3 separate regions of the Mus musculus genome follow, and regions 1 and 3 are each linked to region 2. The links are chromatin loops, found by intact Hi-C in ENCODE. Cell type or tissue: gastrocnemius. All regions are shown on one strand. Links, peaks and the distances in the headings refer to the core of each region. The heading gives the core; the rest is flanking DNA.

Evidence for each region. A loop is a pair of places that touch in the nucleus more often than their neighbours do. Peaks named below come from ENCODE experiments on the same cell type or tissue, not always from the same donor. Only the 100,000 strongest peaks of a DNase experiment are listed, where the experiment ranks them.
Region 1: it touches region 2 in a loop (2.9-fold over the local background); 2 of 42 quality-filtered maps call a loop at or near these places.
Region 3: it touches region 2 in a loop (9-fold over the local background); 2 of 42 quality-filtered maps call a loop at or near these places.

Annotation. Positions count from the first base shown.
Region 1 is chr8:115,636,723-115,647,039 of GRCm38, forward strand. Gm39256 (a long non-coding RNA gene) reads right to left here and starts at 8,167. Exons shown (of 2, transcript XR_879215.3): 1 at 52-8,167. In gastrocnemius, for the core only: no CTCF peak of the experiment used is centred there; no DNase peak of the experiment used is centred there; H3K27ac peaks cover 6,438 bases.
Region 2 is chr8:115,700,075-115,710,391 of GRCm38, forward strand. It overlaps Maf (avian musculoaponeurotic fibrosarcoma oncogene homolog), which reads right to left and starts at 6,820. Exons shown (of 1, transcript NM_001025577.2): 1 at 3,179-6,820. The coding sequence starts at 6,789. The coding sequence ends at 5,677. In gastrocnemius, for the core only: CTCF peaks have their summits at 5,874 and 9,533 (motif pointing left); DNase peaks (open chromatin) are centred at 5,616, 5,933, 6,573, 6,870 and 5 more places; H3K4me3 peaks cover 7,929 bases; H3K27ac peaks cover 7,836 bases.
Region 3 is chr8:115,470,046-115,480,362 of GRCm38, forward strand. No RefSeq gene overlaps it. Among named protein-coding and RNA genes, the nearest start is that of Gm39256, 170 kb to the right of the region's middle. In gastrocnemius, for the core only: a CTCF peak has its summit at 7,902; no DNase peak of the experiment used is centred there; H3K4me3 peaks cover 1,155 bases; H3K27ac peaks cover 6,649 bases.

The DNA of each region.
Region 1 (10,317 bases), core at 1,593-9,592, 63 kb before region 2:
CCCAGGTGGCACGGAAAGTAGCCATCAGGGGTGTCTAAATTCTATTTTTACCTGTCTTCTTATAGAGCCAATGCAAGTTCCTCTCCCCGCTGATGGTTAAATCGGAAGGATGCAGTGGATGATGGTCCACCATAAGCCCTCTGAGGCAGGCTGGGACTAAGCTGGAAAGGCTGGGTCTAGAATGAAAGGTTACAAGCTCCAGCTGGGCTCTCATCTGTTGGTGTTTCCTTCGCCTGGACAACCGCATGTAGGAGCTTTGCTTTAGACTTAGCTGAAGCCAACCAGCAACTACCCCTCCCTAAGCCGGAAGCTGGAAAACAGCTGTCTCAGGCCTTACTTGCCTTATTCATTAATATGTGCACAGACAAACGGAGATAGAGAACAAAAACTAGGAAAAAAAAGAAAAAAGAAATTCCCTGCAGGGGAACATTGGGGGGGAAACACACTCAGACTCTCTGTTCCAATTTAGCAACTTCTTGCGAGTCTATAATTATCCCCAAATCAATGTTTTTAAAAGAAGCATTTATAATAATAACCATAGTAATTTAATAATATCTCAGAGGGTGCTCCGTAAAGGTTAAATGGAGTAAAATATGTATAAGTATCTAGTGGAGGGCTGACATTTCAAGAATGTTGGCTAAAGGCATGGATGGGGCACGGAATCTAAGCGCTGGTAAATGTTGTTTGGAGTTAATTTCAGACAAGGGATGATGAATGGTGTGTTCTCCAAGCATTGGGAGAAATATTTTCCTCTTAAAGAGCTAGAACCAGTAATAATAATAATAATAATAATAATAATAATAGATATAACAAGAACAATAATAATAAGCCCTGTATGACGGACTCAACGGGGACCCAATAAACCAAGTTAATAATAGCATTTATCAATGGAATACTCAACCCTGAAGACACCTCAAACCTGTTTGTTTTAGAGTCTTCTCAAATGTCTACATTTCTTCTAGCTAGAGGACACTTCTCCAGGCTCACATTTCTCATTTATGAAGCCTGAGTGAGCTGGGGAGACCCCAAGTGCGAGAACTGGAGTTTGCGTCTCCAGAACGGGTACAAAAGATGGGCAAACATGGCAGCCTGTCCGTCATTGCAACTCTTGGGAGACTGAGGCAGGGAATCTCAGAGGGAGCTGACTACCCAGATTAGCCAAGGCAGTGAGTTCAGAGTTCATCAAGAGATGCGGTCCCAGTCAAATAAACAGGAAATAGTTGAGGAAGAAACCCAACGCAACATCTGGCCTTTGCATGTATCTGCACACACACACACACACACACACACACACACACACAGACAGATAGATAGATATGTACACACACATACATACACACACACATACCTGTGCCCACAACCATGATCACATATGCACAAACATATACATAGCACACACGTGAACACTCACACATACACAGAGACACAAAAATAAAGGAGAGACTAAACTGTTTTCCTTGTGGATTTATAGGTAGTTAAACCCCAGAGAACTAAACTTATCTTCCTCTGGCCTGGCCTATCTCGCTGAGGACCTGGAAAGGCAAGTTCAGGTTCAGAGCCCACACTCAGACAGCCATGGTGGGACATGTCGGTAGCCTGGTTGCTCATGAGATTGACTCAGGGAGGTCATGGGTTAGAGGCATGTAGCAGGATCCTATCTCAGAGAGCAAAAGGGCAAATGGAAAATTCAAGGTTCAAGGAAGTGAAAAGATATGCATGTGACCAGAAGTTGAGTATCCTGCAATCCAATACTCAGAACCTGAGGCAGCTTAGTGGTTTGAGTGTTTTTGTTTTGTTGTTGTTGTTGGTTTTTGTTTTGTTTTGTCTTTATTGTTTTTTTGGAGGGGTTGTTTTGTTTCTTTGTTTTGTTTTTTTCCCTACACAGACCTCCAAGTGTTTGAGAATAGAATCTCTGTCTAATCTTAATTTAACTCTCAGGTATACCTCAGGCCTGTAAAAGACAACTTTATGCAGTATTTTTTTAATTTTATTTATTTTACGTATATGAGTACTCTAAGGCATTGGATCTATTACAGATGGTTGTAAGCCACCATGTGGTTGCTGGGAATTGAACTCAGGACCTCTGGAAGAGCAGCCCGTGCTCTTAACCTCTGAGCCACCTCTTCAGCCTCAGGCAGTATTTTTAATGTACTGGTGTTTTCCATGTAACCTGGCATTGCACGAGGTCAGTTGTAAATTTTACCTGGGTGGCATTATGCCCCACGGAAAGCCTTTTGGGTTATGGAGCTACTTAGATTTTTGTATTAGGGTTATATATGCCTTCTACTGGAAAATGCTGACACCTCGTTTTCTCTTAAGACAGAATTTTCCCTGTTCCTAGATGACCTCAAACTCACGAGGCACAGGATGACCTTGAACTTCTCATCCACCTGTCTTTGGGTCTTGAACTCACGTGTGAGACTTGGGCGTAAAAAGAACTGGGTTTTGTTTTGTTTTGTTTGTGCGCTTGTTTTACTTTTTTGCTTTGTTTTGTTTTTCACAAAATGAAGTCATCAGAGTGGGGCTTAGGCTCAGTGCTGCGTCTTTAAATCACGGGATGACAGGCATGCACGACCGTGTCGGGTTTATGCAGTGCTTTTTTTTTTTTTTTTAAAGCATGGGACCCATGGCTTTGCACGTGCTAGGTGACCACTCTGCCACCTGAGCCACACCCCCTAGGTCTCACATTTCATTGTGTGAAAAGCACATACATTTTTTTTTTCTTTTTGGAATAACACACACATAGTGTGTTACATGAGCTAAGTCAGGTCAACATTGTTAATATTATTAATCCTATAAAGCATGTTTTGTTATACCCACAAAAAGGAGTAGATGGATTTATTTATGTAGGAATGATAGATAAATAGAAAGAGATCCAGATGTCTCTCAAGGCTTCTCAAGTCACTAAAGGACTGAGTGACTGTTATTTTTGCCTCTGATTCTCTGAGGTTTGCAAACTTTCTCCACTGTTTTAGCAAAATGAATTAATGGTGAACCGTGGCTAACTGACTCCCTTTAAAACTCTCACAGTTTTTCCCTTCACTGTGCCCTGCAGGCCTAACTACAGCAGAAACAGTCATTGATTTCCCTTCAGCCGTTTCTCCATGGCTAGCATAGATACTTGAAGCAAACATATGTCTGTCTGTTAAGGGGATGGGGAGGAGAGGGAGGAGGGGAAGGTGCCAAAGGACTTGGGAAACGAGGACATACCATGAACTTATTCTGCCAATAAGATTTTTTTTTCTGTGTGTGTGAAGTCCTAATACTCTAGTCTCCAAGTTTCTCAGATTTCTTCCTGACTTTCTGGGTGTCTGTGGGGTCAGGCGGGTGAAATAGACACAGGCTATTCTCAGAACGGAGGCAGAGTCTCTTGCAGCTCCATCCTCCGGGCAAGTAATTGGATAGCTGGGCATGGTGGTGCACACCTGTAATCCCAGCACTTGGGAGGCAGAGGCAGGGGGATCAGGAGCTATTCTCAGAACGGTGTTGAGGCCTATTTCCACTCCACATTCCAATGAAGTAACTGGAGAGTAGGGTGAGGTGGTGATCCCAGCCCTGGAGAAGCCCGTGCTGGGAGATCATGAGTTCAAAGCCAATATGGGCCACTTAGTAAGAGAAGCAGCTGGCAACATAACATCATGCATCTGTTACTATGTAAATTTTATACTCTTTCCCTGATCTGGGCTTTTCTCAGAGGTAGCCCACGTTTTCAAGAAATTAAATCAAAACAGGGAGGAAGGTTAGGGCAAGAAAGTCCCTATTATTTATGTCTCTTCCCTTAACAAGCATTAGGAATGGGTTTCCTAAATCAGAAATCTTTAGGCCCTGAAAAGTAAAAGGGGGACAGACACAGTGGGGTATAGAGACACAAGGTCCATCCCTGACACCGAAATGTTCTACAGCTGGGTAGGTTTAGAGCTAGCCAAGTACCACCGAGGAAGGAACATCATACTAGGCTGTCAGATGAAGTAGGTTGCCGGCACCCATTTGAGATTCAGAAAAATGATAAGAAACTCTAGGCAGATCCCAGCATCAAGTGGGAACTATTTATTCTAAAAATACAGTTTTTGTATTCGAATGTTCAAACTAAACCAGGCTTCTTGTCACTGTCTTTTCTAAGTCTAGCAAGCTTGCCCCAGCAACACCTGGCTCTCCAAGTACTTGACATGTTTTGTCTCTTTGGAGGTAGGCTCTGACTTTGTAGGCTAGTTTTGAACTCATGATTCATTGACCTCAGTTTCTCCAGGGGTAGAATTTCAGGCATCGCCTACCATACAGCTCTCCATTAACTGCACTGGAGAGTGGAGTGAAAAAAGGCCGAACATTGTTCTGAGAATAGTCAAGGAAGGAAGCAAGTGGACAGGCAAGAGACGAGTGCTCCCAGCTTCTGTGGTCTCACAGCTGCCCCCAGTACCCTCATTCTATCTGAGACATGGTCCTGCTACCAGGGCAGCCTTGTAAGCCAATAAGAATTTGATAAATATAAGCAACTTGCACGAGAGTTTTGATGAATTAAGGAAGAAACAGAGACATCATCAGCCAGTTGTTTATGTGTGAGAAGGGTTTGCTTTTCAGAGGTGATCCATTTCAGTCTGCTTCACTGATTTCTTTGCACCCAAAAGAGAAGTAACAAGTGACCCAGCCTCTACGAAATCAGGCAAGAGTCATGAGTGTGAGCGGGTGGCCTGTGTGTACTGATCAGATTAGAAGAAATGAGCAGGCCCTTGTGCATGTTCTTCCAGATCATCCTGGTCTACATAATACCCTACCAAACCCAACCTAAAACAAACCAAAAGAAAATAAAACAAAACAAAAAGCAAGCAAGCAAGAAGACAAACAAACAAACCTAAGGAACAGAATTTCTTTGTAAGTAGGTTGATTTTTACTTCTGCGTGTGAGCCCATGTGAATTTATACCACAGGTATGTGGGTGTCCACGAAGGCCAGAAAATCGTGTCAGATTCCCTGGAATTGGAGCTAAAGTTACTGGTCAGGGTACAGCATCTCTACTAAACATGGCTTTTCTGCAAGAGCAACGGATGCTTTCAACTCACGCTCCAGCCCATAGTTAAAGTTGGACTTATTATATGAGGGTCAAGGACAACTGTGTTTGCCAGGAATCAAAGTTCAAAAGGCATAACATGAACTCTCTCTCTCTCTCTCTCTCTCTCTCTCTCTCTCTCTCTCCCCTCTCGTGCATTGTGTGTGTGTGTGTGTGTGTGTGTGTGTGTGTGTGTGTATAGTGCCAGGCCTAGGAAGTGGAAAAAAGCATACAAAAACACACCATATGTCTAAAGAAACATATGGGCCTGGCACACCATCTCCAAGTGGCCAACATGCCCATGGGGTCAGTACCAGCCATGCACAGTTAAAATAAATCAGATAGCCAAATATCCGATATCACTGCTGGGAGCCGGCCTGTGGGTCTTTGCCGACATCTGAACGGCTTCACATAACCTCCTGGCCTCTAAAAATAGATATTCTGTGGTACATATAATTTTTATAAGATGACTAATCCAGGAATGCCCTTTGGGATAACTTAGTGTCTTCGTTTCTCTCTTTTCTCTCTATATTTATCTATGTCTCCTCTGGCCCTTTTGTATGAAAGTTGGATTGAAGTCAGGGACTAAGAATATTAGCCAAAGAATCACTTGTCCAGTACTCAAGGGACTGTGATTTTTGTCACCATGTATGCTTCAATGTGTCTTTGAATCTGTATGCATGTTGCTCACATGTGTGAGCAGTTGTGTGCTTGTGTATATAACCATGTGTTCACGTTCAGAGGTCAGACTGAGAATGATAACATGTCTTCCTACACTGATCTCAGTTTTGTTTTATGAAACACCATCTCTCACTGAACTTGGAACTTACCAGTGGGGCCAGATTGGCTAGGCAGGAAGGCCCTGGGGTCCTTTTGTCTCTATCCCACACCTCTACTCTAGCCCAGCAATACAAACATAGACTGCCTGAGCAGCTTCTGAAACCTGGTTTTGCAGCTCTAAGCTCTAAGCTAAGTTTCTCACAAGCATACATCAAGTGGTTTACTCACGCAGTCGTCTCCTGCCCACAGGGCTAGATTCATTGCAATGGGACAAAGAAATTGTTTGTGTTTCTCTTGCTTTTCCTAATGAAAGACCAATCATAAAGGGCTCTCAGAGGTCTTTCCATTTCTCTAATTTAAACAAACAATAGACAAATGTAAAAAAAAAAAAGAAAGTGGACTCTAGAAGATGTTCTCACAGTCAAGCTTATTGTCCTAAATCTCAAGAAGGTCAGTTGGTCCTTCACAACCTTTGCCAATTTTATAGGAAATTTCTGTCTTGCTCTTGCATGTATGTGCCCGAATGAGTGTATGTGCACCATGGGAATACTAGAGCCCTTAGAGGCCAGGAGAAGGCATCAACTCCTCTGGCTCTGGAGTTACAGGAGCTTGTAAGCAGCCTGATGTGGGTGCTGGGAACTAAACCTGGCCCTTTCCAAGAGAGTGGGTATATCTGGGAAGATGCTGAACCGTCTTCTTTCTGATAGAGAAGAGGGAGAGGATAGGAGAAAATAGAAGGGGAGAGGGGATAAGAAAGAAGTAGAAGGGAAATGAAGAAGAGAGAAAATGGAGAGAGGGAAAAGAGAGAACAACAGCATTATCAAAACCAAGCAGACTAATGAAGAACTAAGAAAGAACTGTAAATGGTAAGAGTCGAAGAGCACATTTACTGTTGCCATGCGTACCTCCCACGTGGATAGCACTTTCAGAATCTGGACTCCATTCAAGTCACCTCTGAGTTCTCTATGTTGGGTAGATAATTGGTGTAAACCAATAAACACCAGATAAATGGATGGATGTGAAGAAAGAAGTAAAGACAGGTAGATGGTGTGATACAAAATTAAACAGATAATGGGTATGTTGGTAGATGACAACAAACAGAAAGAAAGAATCTAAGTTAGGGTCTCTGTTACTGTGATAAAAGACCATGATCAGTGCCAACTTGGTGAAGAGAAGGTGTATTTCACCTTATACATTGTAGTGTATCCTTCAGAGATGTCAGGGCAGAAACTGGAGGCAGGAACTGCTGCTGAGGCGATGGAAGAACACTGTTTACTGGCTTTCTCAGCCTAACCTCTTATACTATTCAGGACCACTTACGTAGCAGTAGTGGTCATGGCCCACAACATATTGGACCCTCCCATACCAATCATCAATCAAAAAAATGTACACAGCGTTACCCATTAGTCAATCCGGTGGGGACATTTTCTCATTAAAGTTTCTTCTCAAGCGACCCTCTCTTGCTTGGGTCAAGTTAACATAACACTAGACAGCAGAGGACAGACAGATAGAAAGACAGACAGGGAGACAGACCAGCAACAGAGAGGCATGTAGACACAACAAGATAAACAGAGGAGAGGCATGCAAAGGGGAAGAGAAAATGCCAAGATTGGTGGTTATATGACTCCCTGGTCCTATGGCTTCCGCAGCACAGTGTATTAAGTGGGGATCTTAAGTGGTCAACACACTCTTTACAGAGCTTTGGCCCTCACAGTGTCTATAAAATTTGAGAAGATAGAATTAGCTGCCAATTGCTGCCTGCTAACAACACCACAGAAGTCTCATACTTCCAAATGGCATGGGTAGAGAGCACTTTGATATATTTTAGAACCGCATCCATCGTTAAGCAACTGCACAAGGGGTGGGGGTGGGGTGGGGGTGTTGTATCAAAAGGCACATGACCTCTGGACATCCCTAAGATCCTGGGATGAACTTAGGCTCAATGTCCCAAATTAGTAATACTTACTGAATGGTCAATAGGTCATGTGTTGAACCTATTTACAAGTCCAACCTGTTTTGAGATAACACAAAATCACACTCAGATGTCTTGTTTCAGCTTGATGGTACTAGATTTCCTCTGAGACTACTCCACAAATACATTCAGATACATGTGATCCCTGATAACAATAACAACATCACCATTAGCCTCTAAAATCCATAAGTACTTGCTATGTCATATGCACATTCCAAAAAGGGTCTTATGCATTCTGCTCAGAATTGTTTCACAGGGAAAGCATTACATTACTGCAAGGCTCACCTTGCAGTTGAGTTAAATGTCCAGATGGATGGATAGATAGATGCATGGACACATGGACAAGAAAATAGATGAGACAGAAAGACAGATTGAAAAGAGAGAGAGGGAGAGGGGGGGGGGAGGGGTAAGGGGAGGGGGAGGGGTAAGGGGAGGGGGAGGGGGAGGGGGAGGGGGAGGGGGAGGGGGAGGGGGAGGGGGAGGGGGAGGGGGAGAGGGAGAGGGAGAGGGAGAGGGAGAGGGAGAGGGAGAAGTTGAGTTAAGTGAAATGCTAAGCTCACACAACAGTGGACCAGAAGAGCTGCCCTTCAAGGCCAGAATCAGTATTCTTGTATTTCCCCCATCAAGTGTGACCATGGAAGTAAGCTACTCTGGCTTCCATCCTGTTTGTCTGAAGACATCAGTCTTTCAAGAGGGGACAGGTTGCTGTTTGCTGCACATGAACTTGAGAACAGATGGCTCCTAGAAATTGTTGAGATGCCATGAGATCTGCTGCTTGAAATGTCCTAACAGCAGAATTCAAACCCAGGTGCCCTGGGTGCCAGAGGGACAGGTGGCATCTCTTTACCCACCAGATGAGTTCAGGGAAGGAACGTGAAACCCAGGAGCCTCAGAATGCCCATGGCCATTGGCTGAGCACTTACAGTTCTGCTCCTGGTTTGAGCATCCCTGTGTTATGGGTGAGCAGCAGAGGTCTCAGCCCTACAGTTCACAAACTGAGTTTATAGCCTGTCATTCTAGCCCTCGAATGTATTTCTGTTATTCTAGTTGCCAAACGTGCATTCTGTTCTGTAAACTGCATTGAGAGAGAAAACAAACAAACAAACAAAGAAAAAAGAAAAAGAAAACAAAAACCAGTCTGTTCGGGTATCAGCTATCTACCTCCCTACCTGTTATTTATTGGTTTTCTATATAATATCCGTTATCTAAATTTGTTGATGATATCTGTTCATCATCAATCTGTTTATTTGCCATCTATGTATCTCTCTGATATCTATCGATCTGTCTGTCTCTCTCTCTATCTATCTCATATTTACCTACCTGTAGTTTATCTATCTACTTACCTGCTTGCCTATGGATTTTGTGAGACAGAGTCTCCTGTAGTTCAAACTGAGCTTGAATTTACTATGTAATCAAGGATGACCTTGAACTCCTAATTTCCTGACTCCAGAATTGCAGACAAGCACTACCACATCCTGTTTATGTGGGACTGGGCATTGAACCCAGGGCTTCATGCATGCTGGGTAAGCACTCTACCAACGGGCCTACACCCTTACCACCTTCCTCTTAACTGGCAAAGCAAAAGTTAGGAGGACAGTTGCTTTAACAGATTCAAAACTGGTTCATAAAACTGCAGTTAGAAAGTTTTGTCCTACTACAAGGGTCAACAAGTACATACATCAGTGAGCTGATATGTGCTTAAAACAGCTGTGTGTGTGTGCATGTGTGTGTATGTGTGTCTGTGTGTGCATGTGTGTGTATGTGTGTGTGTCTGTGTGTGTGCATGTGTGTGTATGTGTGCATGTGTGTGTGTGTATGTGTGTGTGTGCGTCTGTGTGTGTGCATGTGTGTGTATGTGTGCATGTGTGTGTGTATGTGTGTGTGTGTGCATGTGTGTGTGTGTTTGTGCTCACGGGCATGCATGAGTGTCCATGTGCATAAGTAAAACTAGGGCAGAATAAATATCAAAACCACAGGAAAAAGGCAGGCTTCTTAGAAAAATGGTTATTTATTATAAAGATAAATCTAGCTTCTCATGCTATATAATAAAGTAAATTGTAATTGTATTGAAGATTTAAAAGTCAGATATAAACACAATTAAGGGCTGGTGAGATGGCTTTGTAGGTATGAAAACTTGCCACCAAGCCTGATAAGTTTTTGAGTCCAGGACTCACATGGTAGAGGGAGAGATCCAAATTCTGAAAGATGTTCTCTAACGCCATATTCTCTTCTTGGCATACCTCTCCACACTAACTTTGAAGAGGTGTAATTTAAAAGATAATTTAAATGGAGAAAGCATGGGTGAAAAATTAACATATGTACCCATCTAAGCACAGACTGAGCACACCAAGAAAATCCTTCCACTCAAAAAGACTTCATTAACAAACTAAATAGTACACATGTTAAAATATAAGTAGAATCAAAGGCAAGAGATGAATATTGAGGATATTTTGCTCTGACTGGAATACCGGGAAAATTCACTCTATACAAAGAGCTGTGGGAAATCATCAACAATCGTGTGGTTT
Region 2 (10,317 bases), core at 1,635-9,634:
TGGTTTGGCCAGAGGAAGTCCTATTTAAAAGCCCCCAAATCTAGAAGTGATGTTACCACATAAACAGGACTCTGGTAAAGGTAAAGGGGAGGAAAGAACAGGGTGTTAGCACCAGACACATTCAGCAAAAAAACAGCATCTCCCATTGTAGGTAGTGTCTGTGTGGAAAGGGGGTCTCAGTGGTTCAGGCACCAAGCTGTAAATGCGCACATGATTTATCAGTTGGGAAGAGGTTGCAACTATTTGATATCAATATATTAATATGTTGGATATTTTATGAATTTTTTTTGAAAAGGGGAAATATACATATGCCAGGAAATTAAAAGTAAGTGATTTTTGTTGAGCGCCTCAGAGGAAAAAACACTGTATATGGGGGTGTGCCGGAGGAGCATCCGGAAGGTGTGTACCTAACTGTATTTTACCACAATTGGTTTCATTTACAGCTATGTCTGACAAATGACACGTTTGACACCAATCAATACTAGTATCACCAGGACCTTTGAAAACCTAAAGTGTCCCCATCCACAGAAAGCTGATGCCCCTAACATGGGTTTGGGGAGAGAAGTCAAATTCTTGCTTTTTTTTTTCCCCCTTAGTATAATTCTCTGCCAGGAAAACAATAAAAATGAAGATATACTGTCAGGAATGTGCATGCATGAATTTGCTTTTAAAAATACTAGCTGTTTGCTTTTGGGAAAGTTTTCTTTATAGATATGTTGGTATAACACATACATACACACACATACACACGCATGCACACGCGCACACATGGAGGTGCTAATTCCAATAGATTAAAACAAAAACAAAAACAAAAACGATTGTCACAGCTGGAAAGCTATCACACCTGTTTGGTTGTATGCCTGATACATGGCTAAGTGCAGAGGCCCTTTCCTGGGAGTCTGGGAGTCCTTCAGACAAGGAGTGTAGTTACTTAATTGTTTAGTATGGTGGCTACATATTTATTAGCCTTCTTCTCGAACACATTTTTCTTTAGAAAGGACAGAAAATGGGAATCATTCCCCAGAATCACAAACAATATTCTCAAATGGACAGCTTGCATTCATCTTATGGGCATCCCATATTTTATGAACACACTCACACTGGGCACACGCGGCTGGGCTTCCCAAATGTGCCATATCCCGCTGATGACTCTAACTTGCCAGTGGGCTGTTTCATTATTGGAATGATAGGAATTTTAACACTATTTAGACAAATGCAGGGGAAAGGGGAAAAGGAGACTTTCTTATTCTTCGATTTCTTTCTCTTTCTCTCCTTCCTTTGTTTTTAACCTTTGGGAATCTATTTGTACTCATGGGCATTTGGACAAGATACGTCTTTTTTTTTTTTTTTTTTTTTTTTTGCGTTTAGTTCTGTTTAGTATTATCTTCTGAAGTCTCTCGTGTCTGAAAGCGCTTTTCAGTGAAGGTTAACTTTTGCTTTGAGCCAGTCACTCCGCCTCCTCTTTATTCTGATGGTGCTGTCTCATTTTCTAATGTCCAGGGCCCAAACTGGCTTCTGATATTGAACTGCTTTATAGAACTCTATCAAAGTGATTAATTATTATATATAATTGCATCTCCCCCACCCCAACCCAGGTCTTACTCTTTGATAAACAACTGCGACCATCGTGTTACAAATGCCTCTTGTGCCTAAGAATATATTTGCCTAAACTCTTTCTTCTGGTGCTGAGCTTTGGGTCCAAGTGATATACCCATTTCCTCCTCGCCAGACTGGTAATGTGTGCCTATTTTCTGGCTGTAGTCAGATGATGAAAATCTCTAAAGCTGAGGACGGCTAACTTAGAGCATAGAAGAGAAGTTTTGCCATTAAGATTTCTCTGTCAAGCAGAACTAAGTGTTTTGAGGACTCACGTCTAAGCTCACCGAGTGACGCCAACATAGGAAGTGTAAACAGTCTGTGTTCTGTGCAAAAGAGCCAAGGCCCATGAGAAACAGGCCAGGATTCCCCAGCCTGAAGGGCTACCCGATTCCTTAGAAATCAGGCCTGCATGGTGGGTTGCAATATTAGCTAGTATTTTAAAAAAGAAAAAAGAATCGAAAACATAATCAGACAAAAGTCATTTGTGTTTCGCTATATTTCCAAAACAGTGTTGGCTTTGTCTACTATGGGATTAATTCTCAGGGAGTCCTACCGAAAGAGAAAATGCCATGTATTTGTAACATGGTTGCAGGAATTTGTGTCAGTTTTAAATGGGTCAGGGTTTAGGAATTCAACTGAAGGTAATTGAGATATTTTTCCAAGTGATCATTCAATTAGACCCCATTCATAACCTGCTTTGGGGGCAAACAGCAATATATCAGAGCACCGCCTACACCCCATGAAAATGTTGTTTTCTTTGTATATTTATATTTGGGGGACTCATGTAGTTATCCCTAGCTTATATGCTTGGAGACAGCTCTTTGACTATTCGAAATATAGTTAGATAATATAGATAAAACCTGGTGTGAACTGGAAACTCTGTGTGCAAATGATAGACTTTCTTTTTCCCATTTAGGACAAGTGACTTGAAAAGTTTAAAAAAAAATGACAGGGGGAAAAAAGAGCAAAATCAAACAACTTTGATTTGTGCAAAGTGTTTATGTTTAGTCTTGTCAGGACTGTGCCAACAAGAAAATCACAACATGTAAGGGAAGAAGAAAAAATAATCAATTTTGGCCAAACGGCAAGAATTATTTATCTTTACCATTAAATGCATATGTTCCCATGCACCTCTGGTGAGCCAGACTTGCTGGTCCCAGTCCCTCTATCTGTGCTCCTTCGTCAGAAGCTTAGAGTCCTGTTCAGAAAGCTCCTATGTGCTCTCAGTGTGTGTGTGTGTGTGTGTGTGTGTGTGTGTGTGTGTGTGTCTCTGTCTGTCTGTCTGTCTGTCTGTCTATCTCTCTATCTTTCTCTCTCACTGTCCCTCTTTCTCACTTTTTTTCCTTACTAGCTCAGCCTATTAGGAAACTAAGATCTGTGAGGAGAAAAAATAAGATGTCATAATTTGTATTAATATTAAATATTGTTACTGACTATATGGTGTCAATCTCCTGCCTCTCAGAATAGAATTCCTGCCTCCAACTCCCTTGTTCAGAAATCAAAGAGAATGCATTTTGTATTTCATATCCAAGCTCCAAGACATGGGACCCAGTTAATCTGTACACTAAGAAACGGAACAGAATCAAAAAAAATGCAGTTTATTATTGTAGATTATTCTTTCTCTTGATATAACCAGAATTGAAAATGAAAGAGAAGCATGTAGAACGTCACGCGTGGTTAGTTAGTAACTCAAGTTATAAAACAATTTTGCACAGCAAAATATGTAAAAGAAAAGTAACTGACAAGATTTCTTATATTTATTGTGGTAAGATTTCCTTTCCTTTTCTTTCTTTCTTTCTTTCTTTCTTTCTTTCTTTCTTTCTTTCTTTCTTTCTTTCTTTCTAAGACAGGATGTCAGTCCCTGAAAATAACATTTACTGGTTATTGCCTTTAAAACTGTGGATTTTTTTAAGTTACAGAAAATCCAGTTCTGCACCACAACATAACTGTAAAAAATCTGCATCACTTTAAAACTGTGCAGTAATGCCATTTTATAACTGCATAAATTTTATTAGCGTTCTAAACAGTTTTTGCGATTTTTTTTTGTATTATATGCTTGCAGGTTATATCTTAGTGCAATTCAGTCCCAAATACTTTAATTTTGGAAAAAAACATACATTTTGAATGTAAAATACCCCTACAGATATAAACAGGGGCATTTCCCCTTTTAATACTTTGGTTTTCAATACAGTCCATGGTATAGCAAGAACTACACATACCCAACTTATATTTAAGTTGCAAGCACATGCTTCAGAAAGCTACTTTTTAAACAGTCCCCTTGCAAACTCTACCCCCCTTAACATCACAACAGTAAACAATTTAGTGCATCGGTCTTTAAAAAAATCTACAGCTACACAGACCTAACTCTTTCAAATGTATCTATAACATTCCTTTATCTGTAGCATACATTTTAACTGGGCTAACAGATTATAAAATCTAGAATTAAATTATATACTAGAAACCCATAGCATTCCACATTTGACAATGACCAAAAACCAAAAAAATTAAAAAAAAAATAGAAAAAATAAAATAAAAAAAAATAAAACCAACCAAAAAATAATTGGGGCAGATTTTTTTTTTCTTTCTTTTCAAAGAAAATTTAGACTGCTTTTGGCAATAGCACAATTTAAAGTGCCCCAAAGCAGGCATCATTGTTTCTAAAAAGAAAACATTTAATTTACGTTCTATAATATTTGCCATATAAATTTGTAGCCCATTCTGCTATCTTTGACAAGGAACGCCTTCAGTGCATGTACAACGGGAGGCTGAAGTTCATTGTAACTCAAAGCAGTCAGGAGTAGAAGCAAACTGTCAAGGGAAGAAGGCTCTGGGGTTGTACTTTTTCTGTTGTTGTTTGGAACTCAAAAAAGTCATGAGGCTGTAAATCAAAAGTATGGATGTCATGCGCTAAGTCTTCAAAAGTCCATTTCCAAGCCAAATTGGGGGGAAAAAAAAGGAAAAAAATAATTATACCATACATGTCCAGCATGCAGGCTTCTTTTATTAATATAATGTCTCTTTTCCATAATGTCTTTGAAACTGTTATAGTTCATTGTTGCTAAGACAAAGTAGCAAGCATCGTAATGCATGAGATGAGAGTAAGTTTGTTTTTGTGTTTTTGTTTGTTTGTTGTTTAATGGCAGACTAAACTTTCAGATTTGGCATCATAAGGCCAAAACTCACAAGTCACACCCAGAAGGTTGATGTAGGCTTGATTGTGGCAGGTTCAGGAGTGGCTTTAGTTCATTCTGTTTTAGCATAACAATGCTAAGATAAAACCCCCGTGGAACTCAGCTCGCTGCAAGGTCTATAGCATTTCACATTTTTTTTTCCTTTGCAAGCTCAATCAGAAGAACTCAGAAGGAGGGGAAAAAAAAACCCTGCTTTTTTTTTTTTTCCTTTTATCTCAAGAACATGGTGCAGGGGTGGGGGTGGGGGGTGGCAGAGGCTGGGAAACACAGCAAGCTCCAAAAAATTAGTAATAGTAATAATAAACAAAAACAAAGAAGAAGAAGAAGAAAAAAGAAAATCCAAACAAAATAAAACACACAAACACACACACACAGAATGAACACCAGCTCATGAGCTGAAGAAGAAGAAGAAAAAATATATATACAGGCAATTGATGGCCCGGTTCAAAGGTGAGCTATGCCCTACATGAAGTATGCTGCTCAGATCTTTGACCCTTGTGCAAGTCCAGGGTATGTGTGGGGCAGGCGGTGTAAAAAGAGTAGTAGTTGTAATAATAATAATAATAATAAAAAAGAACAAAACAACCAAGCTAGCAAGTTACGGGGGAATTCAGGTTGGCAATCCATGAGCCAGACACCCTTTCCCTCCCCAATTCAAAAGAGCCATCACCACCACCACAAGCTTGGTGTGTGTGTGTGTGTGTGTGTGTGTGTGTGTGTGTGTGTGTGTGTGTGTGTCTGTTCAGGGCCAAGGGGAGCAAACTCGCCAGGGGAGGGGGCGAGGTGGTGGCCGAGCGAGCTTGGCCCTGCAACTAGCAAGCCCACTCAGGAGCGGGACCCCCACGGAGCATTTAACAAGGTGGCTAGCTGGGATCGCGTGTCACACTCACATGAAAAATTCGGGAGAGGAAGGGTTGTCGCTGCTCGAGCCGTTTTCTCGGAAGCCGTTGCTCACCAGCTTCTCGTATTTCTCCTTGTAGGCGTCCCTTTCGCGCACCAGCCTGGAGATCTCCTGCTTGAGGTGGTCTACCTGCTGCAGCAGCTGGTTCTTCTCCGACTCCAGGACGTGTCTCTGCTGCACCCTCTTGAAGCGGCAGGACTGGGCATAGCCGCGGTTTTTCAGGGTCCGCCTCTTCTGCTTCAGTCGGATCACCTCCTCCTTGCTGACCCCGCGCAGCTGCCGGTTCAGCTCGCGCACCGACATGGTCACCAACTGCTCGTCCGAGAAGCGGTCGTCGAAGTGCAGGCCGCCCGCGGCATGGTGCGGGTGCAGGGCGCCCCCCGCCCCCGCCGTGCCCCCGCCGCCGCCTCCGCCGCCGCCGCCCCCGGCGCTGGCCGGGCCACCGCCGCCCGCGCCACCCGCGCCGCTCGCAGAGGCAGACGCGCCGCCCGCGGCTCCCGGGGCGCCGGCCGTCGGATGGTGGTGGTGCCCCGCGGCGTGGTGGTGGTGGTGATGGTAGTGGGGTGCCGCGCCGCTCTGCGCGGCGGCCGCGGCGATCACGGCGGACACCACGGCGGCGGCGGGGCCCATCTCCTCGCCGCTGCCGCCCAGGGAGGCGCCGGCGCCGGCCCCCGCTGCCGCGGCCAGCTGCTGCGCTCCCCGCGCATAGCCATCGAAGCCACCCTGGAGCTGGTGGCTGTTGCTGATGAGCGCCTCGACCGCGTCCTCCGGGCTGAAGCCCAGCGCCTCCGGGTTGAGCTGCTGCGGGTAGCCGGTCATCCAGTAGTAGTCTTCCAGGTGCGCCTTCTGTTCGCTGCCCGAGCCCGGGCTGGGCGCCGAGAAGCTGGGGGACGGGGGCACCGAGCTGCAGGGCGTGCTCATGGGGGTGGAGGACAGCGAGCCCCCGGCGATGAGACGGCCGCACTGGCTGATGATGCGGTCGGTCTCCACCGGTTCCTTTTTCACTTCAAACTTCATCAGATCGAAGTCATTAACATATTCCATGGCCAGGGGACTGGTGGGCAGGTCGGAATTGTTCATTGCCAGTTCTGAAGCCATCCTCCTGCCTCCGCCGCCACCGCCGCCGCCGCTCCGCCAGATGGGCTGCAGGAGAGGGGCCAGCGGGCTGTGCTGGGTGGCCAGCGGGTGAGCCAGCTTGCCGGGCTAGGGCGCTTCTAGCTTGCGCGGCGGTGGCTGTGGCCCGAAAGCTCGAACGTGCACACACCCCCCGCCCTGCCCGCAGCCCCCCGCGCCCGCCCTCCCTCCCCCTGCTCACGCCAATGTGCTCTCTCTCTTTCTCTCTCTTGCTCTCTCGCTCTCTCTCCTCCGCTCGCCCCGGGCCCCCTCCTCGCCTGCTCGCCTCCCTGAGCTCCGATCCCGGGCGCTTCAGGCTCGGGAAGGTCCTCCGCGGCTGGCGGTGACGGTGGTGATGACAGCGGCAGAGAGGATGCCGGAGGAGCACGGCCCGGTGCGCGGCGTCCCCGGCTCGCCGCTCCGCTGCGCGCTTTGCATAAGGAGGGCTCGCCTAAGCCGGCCGGGCTGCAGGCGGGGCGCGCGCGGAGGCTGCTCCGGGGCTGTGTGGCGCGGCGGGTGGCTGTCCCGGAGGCGCCGGCCTCCACACCGGAGTGGTTAACACTTCACGCTTCTCTCCTCTTCTGCCTGGCTCTTATGGTTACTATTATTATTTTCTTTTCTCTCTCCGGATCCCTCGCGTGCGCGCGCTCTCTCTCTCTCTCTCTCTCTCTCTCACCCTCTCCCTCCGTGCAAAGTGCAAGACCGAGGTGCAGGCCGGCTGGAGGCAAGGGAGGGGGGAGTTAAGTTCTTTCTTCCCCCACTTTTTTTCTTTTGGTTTTGGTTTTTCTTTTCTTTTCTTTTTTTCTTTCTTATTATTTTTTTAAAGCAAAATTGCAAGTCCTGGGCCAAGGCAAAGCCGAGAGCAAAAGGGTTGGGGGGAGAGGCCGAGCGGACGAGCAGCCCGAGCTACAGCTCCAAGATGAAAAGAGATTTTAAAGCCTCTGATCCCAGCGAGAAGAGTTTAAAGCAATTGCTGAGTTTTATAGCACCCGTGACGTCAGGCTCAAATGGGAAATTGACTGGCACTCTCCGCCAATGGGAGGCGGCGAGAGCGGCAGCGATTAGCATAATAGTATAGAAACAAGGAAACTTTTCGGAGCTGTCAATCACAGCCCAATCAGCTGACTGTCAGCTGGGACAGGTTTGCTTAACCCTTGCGGCGCTGCTACTGGGGCGCAGCCAGGGAGCAACACCCCCCACCACCGGCCGGTGCGAAGTTTAGTGCACCAGGGGACAGAGTTTACTAAAAGGGCGGCTGGAATCCGGTAGGACCCGGGAGGATGGTTTGCTTTCCTCGGAGTTCGAGAGAGGCCTGCCCGGCTGAACCGCAGCTCTCATGCTGCAGAGATCCGCCAGAACTCCCCTGTCCCCTGCCGGTCCCGCACCCTGACAACGTGCATTTATTTGTCTTGCAGTTTTCGATCTTTGATCCATCCTCTGCATCTTTCGTGGCTGTTGATGGGGGTAGCCGAGTGCTTTCCTTCCTTGAATCTGACGCTCCAGGGGCCCAACTTGACTGAACTCTTTGTCCCTCTCTGCAAGTGAGGTGATCAGATGGGGGCGCCAAGGGTGCGGGGACCCAGAATGCGCGCGGGGATCAGTGAGCAGTGCGCCTGCACTTTTTTTTTTTTTTTTGATTTCACGCGGAGAAGAAAACCAGTATAACTCTTGAAAAAGCAGGGGGCTTAAAGTATATAGGGACTAGCTGCCCCCTAGCATCTTCTGTCCTTGGAGGGACAGACAGAATGATGGTGCCAGCAAGTTGTTCTGGGACACTTTAAGCCTGAGCCTGATCATCCCGGCTCAACCCTCAGCCTCAGGACTCTAGAATGGAGTTTGGCTTTTGAGAAATATTCATATTCATTTTCTCCTCTCTCCTCTCTCCTCTCTCCTCTCTCCTCTCTTCTCTCTTCTCTCTTCTCTCTCTCTCTCTCTCTCTCTCTCTCTCTCTCTCCCCCCCCCCGCCGTTTCTCTTCTCTCCCCTCTACAATCCACCACCTTTTCCATTTATGAAACCTGAATCCTGCTTGAGATGCCCCCCCCCATACACCCTGACCATACCATTCTCACCATTATGAAATCTGAACCCTGTTTATCAGGGTCCGGAGCGTCTTTGCACTCCCACCTCGCTTAATTATTTGGTATTTAGAACTTGGTGGTGAAGGGCGGGGGGGGGGGGGGAAGCGGGGGCAGTACCCCAGAGCCCTCCCGGCTCCTCTCCAAGGGTTAAATTTTAAACCAATATTTTCCCCCACCTCCGGACAAGTCCGGAAACCCAGATTGGGGGTGGGGTAAGGTTGCCCCCCTCCCGTTGCAAATGCTAATAACCGGTTCAGTTTTCTACACTGATTGATTCTTCCAAAGCTATGCAAAAATATTGGGGGGGGGTGGGCATAGAAAAAAAAAGAAAAGAAACTAACAACTCGTTTCTAAGATTTTAAAGCGATAGGCAAGTCAGAAGAGTGGAGGCTGAATCTGGGAAAGCAGGGTTGTCTGAAACCACCTTACATTTGCAAGACTGTTCTCACCTGCTTGGAAATTGGGACTCTTGACTCCTTCGAATAATGAAATGCATCTGGTGTTGATTGTATTTGTTTTAACCATATTGGGGGTATCTATGAGGGTGTCCCCCGCCCCCCCCCCAAAAAAAAGAATCAAAAAGACTGCAAAAGAATCCCGAGTAAAAACTATTGTTGGATAGAGTTGGTTTTTACCTCAACAGCGCCACCTTTCGGCAAAGCTTAGTTGAAAATTGATCTCATTCTGGTTTGAGACGCTGATTTCCTAGTGTGGAAAGAGGCAAGAGGCACAAGAAAGCTAGTTGGATCACAGTGGGGGAAGCCAACCTTGCAGGGAAGGGCCTCCAGACACTGCGAGCAGGTGCTGAAATTTTTTTTCTCTCAGGCTTCCTTTCGTGGCTTGGGAAGAGGTCCACAGACAGTCTTCAGAGAATGTTATTCTGGCTGAGAGACCTGTGCCTGTTGATGTCATGTAACAAGGACCCAGGCTCTTTCAAAGGGCTGGCAAGGCTTTCCAACCCGATTTGTGGCAATAACGATTGAGTTAAAAAGTTCCTTGGAATCCAGTGATAGAGGAGACATCTTTCCTAAGCAAAGTTACTGCTGTGGCTTAAAATTGTTTATCTGAAAGGTAATTCTCAGAAAATCCTGACTTCGGACACTTAAGTCATATATTAAGCCAGCTTCGTGAACATTGCACCTAAGTGTGGTCTCAAACCCGCCCCTAGCATTCTTGGCTGTTTAGAAAGAGGCCTTAGGTGTCACTGCCTGCCTCGGGACACCAGATTAGACCAGTGTTCATTTCTCATCCACAAACTCTGGCACCCCTTTTGGTAGACACCCTGGGAGACGTGTAGAGACATCCTCGTTCTAAAGGGCCTGCTGGTCTTTTTCTAGACACGCCATTCTTCTTGCACTGTTAACTGCAGAGCTCTTTATAAGGGTGACTTGGGCTTTATAGGAATGTTTGGTTACGGTAGCATGAGCTATGTTT
Region 3 (10,317 bases), core at 1,315-9,314, 230 kb before region 2:
ACTTGCCATTAGACTACACAGGCTGAGCCACAGTTGACATCATGAGTGTCCACACTTCCATTGGTTTTTCAATGTACATACTATGGGTGGTGCAACTCCAAACTTGTGGTAAAGGCTGTTTATAGCATCTCACACTTGATTTTGAATCAATAATCTTTGCTTGTGATCTGGACTGTGTTTCTCTTTGGCTATTATAATTCTTGTTTTGACAAATGGGCTGACAGCTTGGCTATCTTCAGCAGTCGGTCTGAAACTTTGCAGTTAGCTTATTGGCTTTCTGGTTTTTCTCACCCCTCACCTTTCCCAGCAGGGTGTATGAAGTCAGGAGATATCAAGGTGTGGCTGTGATAATTCATAGTAAGAGTGCCCTACCTAGGTTAAAAACTTGATGCTCATGGGAACATATCTCCTATAATGTTTGAATTGTTCATATTAGCTCACCTGCAACATACCCATAGTCCATAAGATAGTGTAAGAATGATCTCGAAGGGCCTCTAATGGCATGTTTAAGGACTTTTAACCCTCCTTATTAGATGGGAAGTGGCATTTGCTAAACACCTCCTGAGCACTTTGCCTCTTTGGAGAGGAGCAACATGAACTTAACATCTATCAACAGCCAAGAGTTGGCTGTTTTCGCCTCTGTGTTGTGGGTGAGAAAAGAGAATAGCTAATGAGGTTACAGGTCACGTGGCTCATTAGTGACTAAAGATCAGACCCACATCTGTGAACTTGGGCAGAGTTCTACCTCCCCAGGTTTCCTGGCTGTACAAACCTCATGGGGGTCCTGGTTAATTATGCAACCTATGCATTCAAATTGGGATGGCTGCATATGGAGAAATGATGTTATGAATGACCCTGATGAGACAGGGGCAAGAGCACACATTAGGACATAGGCTTCCTTGAGTCTTAAAGATTGAGTTCCTATGACCTACCCCAGACTCACTGATTCAGTTCTACAAGGTACATATATACCAGTTTCATAACGTTGGGGATCAGACCACCTTGATGTTTAGGTACTATGGTTATTATGCACTTATTTGTTTGTATGTTTTATTTACTTTAATAATTCTTTCCAGAGAAAACCAAAAGCATGATTTCCATATGGCACACTTGGTCTTACTATGACTGGACTTGGAGCTGTGAACAAGCCCCTCACAGCATGCTACACTCCTGTGGCTCAGGGCTAACTAATGCTTTGTAACTCTCGTTCCATCTCATTTTGTTCTAAGGAGAAACAGGGCTGAGTATTGGTTGTAATGACTAATACTTGCTAAGCTCCATAAAGAGATGATATCCTGATAAGAGGAAGGGAAGAGTTTCCTAGCAAAACAATTTTTAAAGTCTTTCTCTTTCATGTTAGAAGTGAAATGACTTCTGTAGGTGTTTGTCTTCTAAGAGTATAGGGTCTTCAAGCTGGGGGGTAGGCTGTTTCTGTCTCATGCTTCCAGGTGAAAATAAATATTCTTGAGTTAAATGACATAAGAGAGCCCGTGTGCTGTCATATCCTGTGTCACCATGTGCACAGCTGTTCTGAATATTGATAACTCAGCTGAACAATGGTCTTGCCAGGATATCACTTTGACCACTATTTCGAATGTCTGATTTTCTAACGTCTACCACTGACTCATTGTTTTGCCTACATCCTAGTGAGAGCTGACCACAGAGGCTCTTTAGTATCCGATGGGATGTTATCTATTGCCTCAGTTTCCCTACAGGTTTTTTAATCTTCAAAACATATTTTTCATTCAATGTATTTTGATCATGCTTTCCCCTTCCCAGTTCCCTCTAGATCACACCCGTCTACCTAGCTACTCAACTACAAGCCCTTTTTTCCTTTCTTTAAAAAAACAGTCAGAAACAAACAAGAAATTCTCTCCTGCCTTGCCTCTCACACACTAACACAAAACCAAAATATAAGCAAAGGACAAATTAAAATATATTAAAAAAAAACCCAGACAGAGACAAAAAAGTCTATAAAAAAATTAAAATATCATTGTTTTGTGTTGGCCATCTACTCTGGGCATGGGGCCTACCTTGAAGTGAGGTTAATATAGCCGTAGAGACTCCATTGGAGAAGACTAATCTTTCTTGGTTAGGAGTAGAACTTGTATGTACTTTGCCCTCTCAGTGCTGGGATGCCATCTGGCTTGAACCTGTAGAGGCCCTGCGTATACTACCACACTCTCTGTGAGTTTGCCTGCAATCCTAAGTGGGATGTCTTCATCAAATCATCTGCTGCAGGCTCAGGGCCTTTTGTGGAAGAGAAAGCAGGAAGATTGTAAGAGCCATCGGTGATGGTGATGGAGGACTCCAGGGAAACAGTGTCCTCCAAACACTACAGGACTGATCCACTGACCTGGTTTTTAAAAAGCTTCCAATAAGTAAGACCTATACGGCAGGGTAGATAGATTGTTACACTGGACCTTGATCTATACTTGGACAGTGAGCCACACTCTGACCTGGAGTAAGCACCCTCCTTTGGCACCTGGTATTGGGAGGGTTCTAGATAGATGTGACCAGTGACTAATAACCAGACCAGGCCCAGACTATAAATAGTGCTTGAGGTTTTCCCTGTCTGGAGAAGAGGAACCCAGCTGGAGAAACAGAGCTTTCCTTTCCACAGTGCCTTTGCTGGCACCCATGAGGGTCATGGAGGCAGAGGCCTGGTAAAGCCGTGCAAAGCCAGACTCTCTCGCTCACACAGGACTCTGACACACCCATCAGGTAATAGCTAGAACCCAGACTGGATGATTGCTGCTGAGATTTGCATAGCATGTCCTCAGCTCTGACAAGCCGAGTTCTCTCCAAACTCAAAGCCAAGCTGTCCCCGGGACCCTGCTTTAATGGGCACCAGCGACTTCTGTCCTCAGCATGGCTGGAGTACATCTTTTCTGACATGGCTCCCAGCCCTGCCTATAATCAGGGAAAATCCTTGTGCTCTCCGTGCACAGAGTGGGGAAACCAAAGTGGCAGGGCAGGAGCAGAGAAAGATTGGAGGCGGGTTTAAAATGATAGGCTGGCGAAAGCTATGCCAGGCTGGGGACGGTCTGGCCATTATCAGCGTCCACAGAGCCTGCTAGCTGCCCGACTCCCACTCTGCAGCCTCACAAGCCCTGTCCCTACACAATGAATGACCAAGAGGGCAGGAGAGTGCACCCATCTTGGGTACTCAATTTTCCTCTGGTGCAGCGTCAATGGCTGAACTCAGGTTGTTTCAACACAGGTGAGAACAGCAGGTCAAATTCAGTTGCACAGTTACAATCACCCTTTTCCTCCCTGGCATCAAAAGGATGGTTATCTATCTATCTATCTATCTATCTATCTATCTATCTATCTATCATCAATCAGTCAATCAGTCTATCTATCTATCTATCTATCATCTATCTATCTATCTATCTATCTATCTATCTATCTATCTCTACGCACATATATGTATATATAGATATATAGACACTCATACATATACATATACATATGCACACTCAAATATACATGCATGTATACATACACACACATATATACATGCACACACATATAAATACATATATACATGCACGCATGTATATACATACACATCACACACATACACACACATGCATGTATATGCACATACACACATGCAATTAAAAATTAGGAAATGCACTCTCTTTTTTTTAATATTGTCCTTTCAAGGATGTTTCTATTTGCATAGTTTGATCTCTTCCCCTACCCAGCACCAACATTAGTGTGACCTTTTCCTGCTAATTGGAAAATCTTACGGAAATAAACCCTGTCAGAAAATGAGAAGTGACTCCCCCTTTGGATGGCCAAACGACCTCAGAGGGGGAAAGAAGTTCTGAATCTCTGCTCCTTTTGCACACACTGCAAAATCTTTATGACTTCGGAGAGCCTTGAAGCCCGGTAATGCCCCTCCAGTGCAAAGCGGAGTAAATAAATTTCTTCTTATGACCACTTTGGAGAAACACACAACCAGATTTACTCAGCAGGGATAGATAGTGGACAGGATAATGAAGAGAGAGTAAGAATATGATCGGGGTTTACAGCCTCTTCTGTCTCTTTAAAGGGTTTTAATCCTTCGGAAACAGGATACGGGGTCCATTTCCTTAAAGATACAGTGTCCCTTCTGGGACAGGCGGTGTTATAAAAAGCGAAGATGTAACATCTATCTCGCAATATTGATTGGCACTTTAGTGTGATAAAAGGAGTTGAACCTGAAGGGGAAAGAGGCAAGAAGGTAAGTGAGAGTCACTCTTTGAAGAATTCAAAGTGTCCCCGTCACATCATCAGGCCAAACTTCAATGACAGAGAAACCAAAGTGCCGTTTGGACCGGTGACGTTCATTGACAGGGCTCAACAATGAGGGGTGGGTTTTTCAGGATACTGGGTTCTCTCGCCGGGAAATGAGCGCTGCTGTCAAGAATCCTGATGATCCGAGGCAGTTCTCCTATTGACCCCAAATGAGTCAGGCCAGTAAGTCGCACCAGTGTCTGGCCTCGCGACAAGGTCCTGCCTCTTTAGGTGATTGCATTTACCACTCCAGGGACCCCAGGTGCTCAATGCCCCAGATTCATGGAGACTCAGCTCTTGGGCTCTGCAGTCTTTTGCTCTGTCCCAGCCCTGGCACCTGAGTCTGTACTTTCCCTAGTCCTGTAGTCAGTGCAGCAAAGAAGGACTCCTCAGTTGGTCCAGCACGCACTGTGAGTCTGGCAGATACATCTAAGGCTCATAATAACTCCTGGGTCCTGGTCATTATACCGATTTATGAATAAGAAAAGCAGGCGGGACCAGGTCCTCTGTCGTGCCCAGAGAATATTTCTCACAACTATACATGCTTTCTTTTCTTTTTTTTTTAATTTCAATTTTAAAAATCCAAGACATTATTTATTTATTTATTTATTTATTTATTTATTTATAATTTGACTTAAGGTGTAGCTCTGGCCAGCCTAACTTTCTGCATAGACCTCAGACCCACAAAGATCTATCTGCCTCCACCTCCTGAGAGCTGGGATCCAAGGTGGTATGCACCACCACATCCAGCCCTACCTTTTTTTTTTTTTATTTTTTTAATGTGTGTATTCCTGGATGTGCCAATATGCCAATATGTGTGCATGGTACATGTCATGGTCAGGGGTCAGTGTTTGCTGTCTTCTTCCATTGCTCTCCACATTATTTTTGACAGACTCTCCCACTAAACCTGGATCTTACTGATCCAGCTAGGCTGGCCGGCCAATACGTTCCCAGAGTGCTCCTGTCTCTGCCTCCTCGGGACCATGATTGGAGATGCTTGACTCCTACGTGGATGCCCGGGATAGAGCACAGGTTTCTGTGCTCAGGAGTCCAGCACTTTACCTAACTGTGCGTGCAGTCTCCGTAGCCTGCTGTCACAGGCTTCTGTTCCAGGCTTCTTAGAGGTTTTTATTGTCATTTTGTTTCCGATGACAGATGGCACCCTGGGAACTCTGAGGTGGCATCCCTCTGGTGCCCCCCCCCCCCGCCAAAATCCGCATCTCCGTGTGCTCCGTTTTCTTTTCTGTTGCTTCAGTAAAAATGCGCCCCTGAACAAAAGGCAACTGAGAGGACAAGAAGGGTTTCTTCAGCTTACATTTTTAGGTCACAGTCCACCTCAATGGGAGGAGTCAAGGCAGGAAAGTCAAATCAAAGCTGTGGTCAGAAGCAACAAGAAACAAATGCACCCACAGTGCCTGTCCGTATCTGGAGTGGGACGGAAGAGGAGCTTGGTCTCTCCACACTGAGGTGTTACAGGAAGTGACATGTTGGGTCCTCAGTGACAAGTATCAGTAAGACCTTGCAAGGCCTTGTGGGTACTGACTTTTTCACCTGTACGGAGTCAGGCAGTTGGGCAACCCTACCCATGGAGAGGTTTCCTGGGGGTGCTGCCCTATCTACTTTGATACCCCTAGAAAAACATACGGACACTAATGATGTCAATCAACCTCATTTTTTTTCAGCCTGAGGTGAACAGACTGGGACACTGCTCAGAGTAGAAATGTCACCCGTTGAGGCTACACCGTCATTCTTTTTGGCCCTGGTTCCTGTCTCCAGCTTTGAGCTGCCCAGGAAGTGTCTGTCCGGAGCACTTGGGCAGCCAGAGACTCATTCAGACTTGTTCTCGGGGGATGTGGCACCTGCTTGAGAGACCTGGGAGAGTGAGTGGATCTGATCACAGAATGTCCTGCCAAAAGCTGAGGCAGCCACACCCTTGACTCCAACTTAAGTCATCCCCTCAGGTCCAGCAGAGTTTAGGGCCAAAGACAATGACGTCATGCTGGAGACTCTCGTCACCTGCCTCTGTCACTACTGGGTTCCTTAGCAAAACTAACATGGGCCGCCTCTTCTAGAATTACGAAGGTTGCTCCAGGACGTTTAGCCGCCAAAGCCAAGACTAAAGAGACATGAGAACACAGGGCTTAAGACCACGGAGAAGGGACCAGAGAGGACCATGGTTGATTCCTGACTCTGTTCTTAGTCAGCTGAGGACTTGGAAATTTCTAAGCCTGAGAGCTGTTAATGGAATTGCATGAAATAAGAATAGCTGGCAATGTGGACGAGGGCTGTGTACCATTTCATTTGAGCAATTTTATTAGTGAAGCATTCTATACCTTCTGATTAGATTTTAAAAATTGGTAGACAGGGGCTTGGGAAAAATAGCTCATTTGATAAGTGCTTGCCATGTGAAACTAAGGACCTAGAGATGATTTATAGAACTCTCTCTCTCTCTCTCTCTCTCTCTCTCTCTCTCTCTCTCTCTCCACTCCATGCCATCACAAACAAACACCCAAGGCCATTTGGCTACTAAGAGGTGGGAGTGGTTAGCCAAGAATTTGGCTTTCAGGGATCACCAACAGATCTGACTGCTCAGGGTAACCATGGCTACATGACTGACCTTTTTTGACAGATAATTCCTTTTGGTGGGGCTGGCTATGTGCTATGGAATGTGTATCTAGATGTCAATAGCACATACCTCCACCTTGTATCAATAGCATATATCTCCAGGTATTGCCAGATGTTGGGGCTGATGGAAAGAGGGGCCTGACTCACTGCTGGGTAAGAGCGATTACAGTAGATCATGAGTAAGTGGAATACAGGCATGTGAGCATGTAGACTCTGAAAAGTGGAGTCACATTATAGGAGTTCAACAATTACAGACCTTACCCCATGTCTAAGGTAGCATGGGGTGCGCAGGTAATGGAAGGGAAGAACAGGGAGGAGAGGGGAGAGAAAGAAGCCCATTTTGAGCTTAAAAGTCCGGCTGTATTGAATGTGTTTATAGACCAGTGGCCATGATCTACTACACAATAGACGTTCCCATCTCACAGAATTCTAAATGAAAGATGCCCCCAGGAGAGGGTCACCCACACGTTCTTCTGGGAGTCTAATGCCTATCATGTTGTCAAAGTTTCCCAAGATCCAGAAGGCAGACTCTTAGTATATGGCTTTTCCAGGAGTGTGGCTAAAGTCCTGAGAGGGCAATGGGGCCTGGCCTAAATTGGATAGCCAGTCTTTAATAGTTCTGAGATTTAAATCAAAATGGTTAAGATGATTATCTGAATTCCTGGGATGGGGGTGGGGGTCACAAGGGACGTATAATGTCTTCTGATTGCCCTCCCCCAGCGTTGTGTGACAAGTGACTTCTTAAGGCCACAGCAAGCCTTCTGAGCTTTCTAGACTCACAAGCATTTTGGAGGTATCCCTATATATTTGCCAGGATGTCTTGACTATTCATGTCAACCAGAGTTTCGTGGTCATCTATGAGAGTCATTTTTGACTTTACGAGAGAAAAGGAACACAGAGGCAATGTTGAGACTAGGCAGAAGGAACACAGGCTCTGGAGCACAGCAGACATTTCTTTCCCCACTGGTGGGTAACAGATACTACACCTTGGCCAGAGCCAGAGGGTAGCTAGCAGTGCACACGTTCCAACACAGGGGATAAGAATGGAGATTTTCAGGAGAGAAACCACTGAGGTATGTAAGAGAGGCAAGAACAGGGTAGCCACACATGGACAGCTAGGAGTAGGTCAGGTCTGGCAGGTGGGATGGGGTGACAGTGTTCTGAGAACTTACGTCTCTTCAGAAGCCAAACTGATCCAGTGGGGGAGAAAAAAAAATAATGACTATGAGCCTCCTGGTGTTCCTATGTCCAGGGAGACAACATCCACTTGGGGAGCAAGAACTTCTTGGGGGACCTTTTAGTTCTGTGTTTTGAGACAGAATTTCCCTCTGTAGCCCAGGCTCATCTAGGCACCTTAGGCTGGCCTCAGAATGCAGCAATTCTCTGGTTTCAGAATCTCTGATGTAGGGACTATAGGTGTGCTCCACCAAGCTCAGCTCTTAGTTAGTTAGCTAGTTAGTTAGCTTGCACCTTGCCACCCTAACAGGGCTTCTACTTCATGCCTGTGCTCAGAGCCTTAGGGAAAAAAATGAGTCTAACTCAAATGTAAGAGGAGAGAGTTTGGCGCTTCTAATACATGAGTACGTGTGCAAATACCAGGGGAACACACAAAATCAAATTTGGCAGCTAGGAATGTAAAGCGGCAGTGTCCGACTGAGAGCAGAGGATGTGAGAGACAGAACCCAAGAGCTGACAAGGCATAGGGGAAGAAGAGAGCTGTTTGGGAAACAGTCAGAAGTTATTTCCTAACATGTTAAAACCAAAATTGGCTGGAAAAGAAAAGATTTCTCCCTTCTTGATAAGATTAGGCCTCTCCCCTTCACCACTCAAGTGATGCCTCGCTCTGGGGGACAGTTAATCCTAAGTCTGTTTTCTGGAGGGGTCCTTCCTCAAACTCCCACATGCTTCAGCCGAGCTTGGCCTCGACTCCCCGATATTTCACAATGTTCTCTCCTGGAAAATGCATTCCACGTTCCTAAAATAGAATTGGATCTCTAACCGGGAGCGGTAGAAGCCAGGGTGGGAAGTGAGTTTACAGGCACCAAACAGGAATGGTTGTCCAGTGAGGGCATAGCTCAGGATGGAGTCTGGTTCCCCCAGAGATAGAGCAGGAAGGAAAAACGACACCAAGATGATGTGTTGTTTACCTTCGTCCTCCCAGTTCCTTGGCTCACTAGAAGACTCCAACTTATAATCAAATCTTATGCTAGTAGTGGAACCTCACACAGCCCCAGGAGGGTCCTTCATGGTTAGAGAGAGGTGGGGCCAGGGTTCTTCCATGGCTTAGAATTCTGAAACTGAGGGAAGGATGTCCGGGCTTGGGTGCAGAACCTGGGATCTGGCATTGGAGAAAATGCATTTGCTTCCCAGGTCTTTACTGTCTGACATCCCCCAGTCTCATCTCCTCTCTCAAGGAATCTGTCCTGTCCCCCTGTTTCTCGTGAGTGAACGGGGGGAATCATGGGGCAGATGACTTCTTAAGCTAAAGTCAAGCCTCTTCTAGAAGTGCCTGGAGATGGAAGTCCAACGCGAACGGGAAGTTCCCTTGTGAAGGCCATGACGCAGCGACAGCTAGACCACTGCCTGCCACACCAGTCTCACCAGCAACATGGCTGCGTGGAGCAAGGGGTTTGGCTGCCATAACGGCCCTTAAGCCTTGAGCTTTCAGTCACACTCATACCATCCCCCAAAGTAGAGGAGGTTTTCTTTGAATGAAACATACACAATTCCCAAATAAAAATACAGAACCTGGAAAGATCGTTTCTTGATGTTTGCCATAACTAGGGCTTCTAGAATTTTCTATGTCCCTCTCCTTCCTCTTCTCTTTAGAGTCAGTCACTCACGTGTTCACAAGTGCATTCACACATATGCATCCCCAAATGCATCCCATTCTGACACAAGCACATCTCCTCCTGCCTCAACATCCTCCATGATGAAACCTCCTGTTTCTGTATCCTGGACCTACCTCCCTGCTCATCTCCACCTGATGCAAACTTCTCGTGACCTGTCTCCTCCTCTTGCTTCTTGGGCTAGTTACTCAACTATTAATTACTGAGACTCCCCTCCCTGTCCCCATCCAGATTCAGAACGGGACATTAGCGGTGGATTAATACAACTTTTGGGGCAGAAAAGATGGCTCAGTGGTTAAGGTTATTGGCTTCTCTATAGAAGACTGGGATTCAAGTCTTGGCACCTACATGGTGCCTCACAACTGTCTATGAGTCCAGTTGTCTTTTCTCCATGAGGAAGAAATTATAAAAGCAGTGGGTCCAACATTCTCTTCTGGTTTCCATGAGTGACTGGCATTCATGTGTTACTCAGGCATAATCTCTCTCTCTCCCTCTCCCTCTCCCTCTCTCCCTCTCTCTCTCTCTCTCTCTCTCTCTCTCTCTCTCAGACACACAC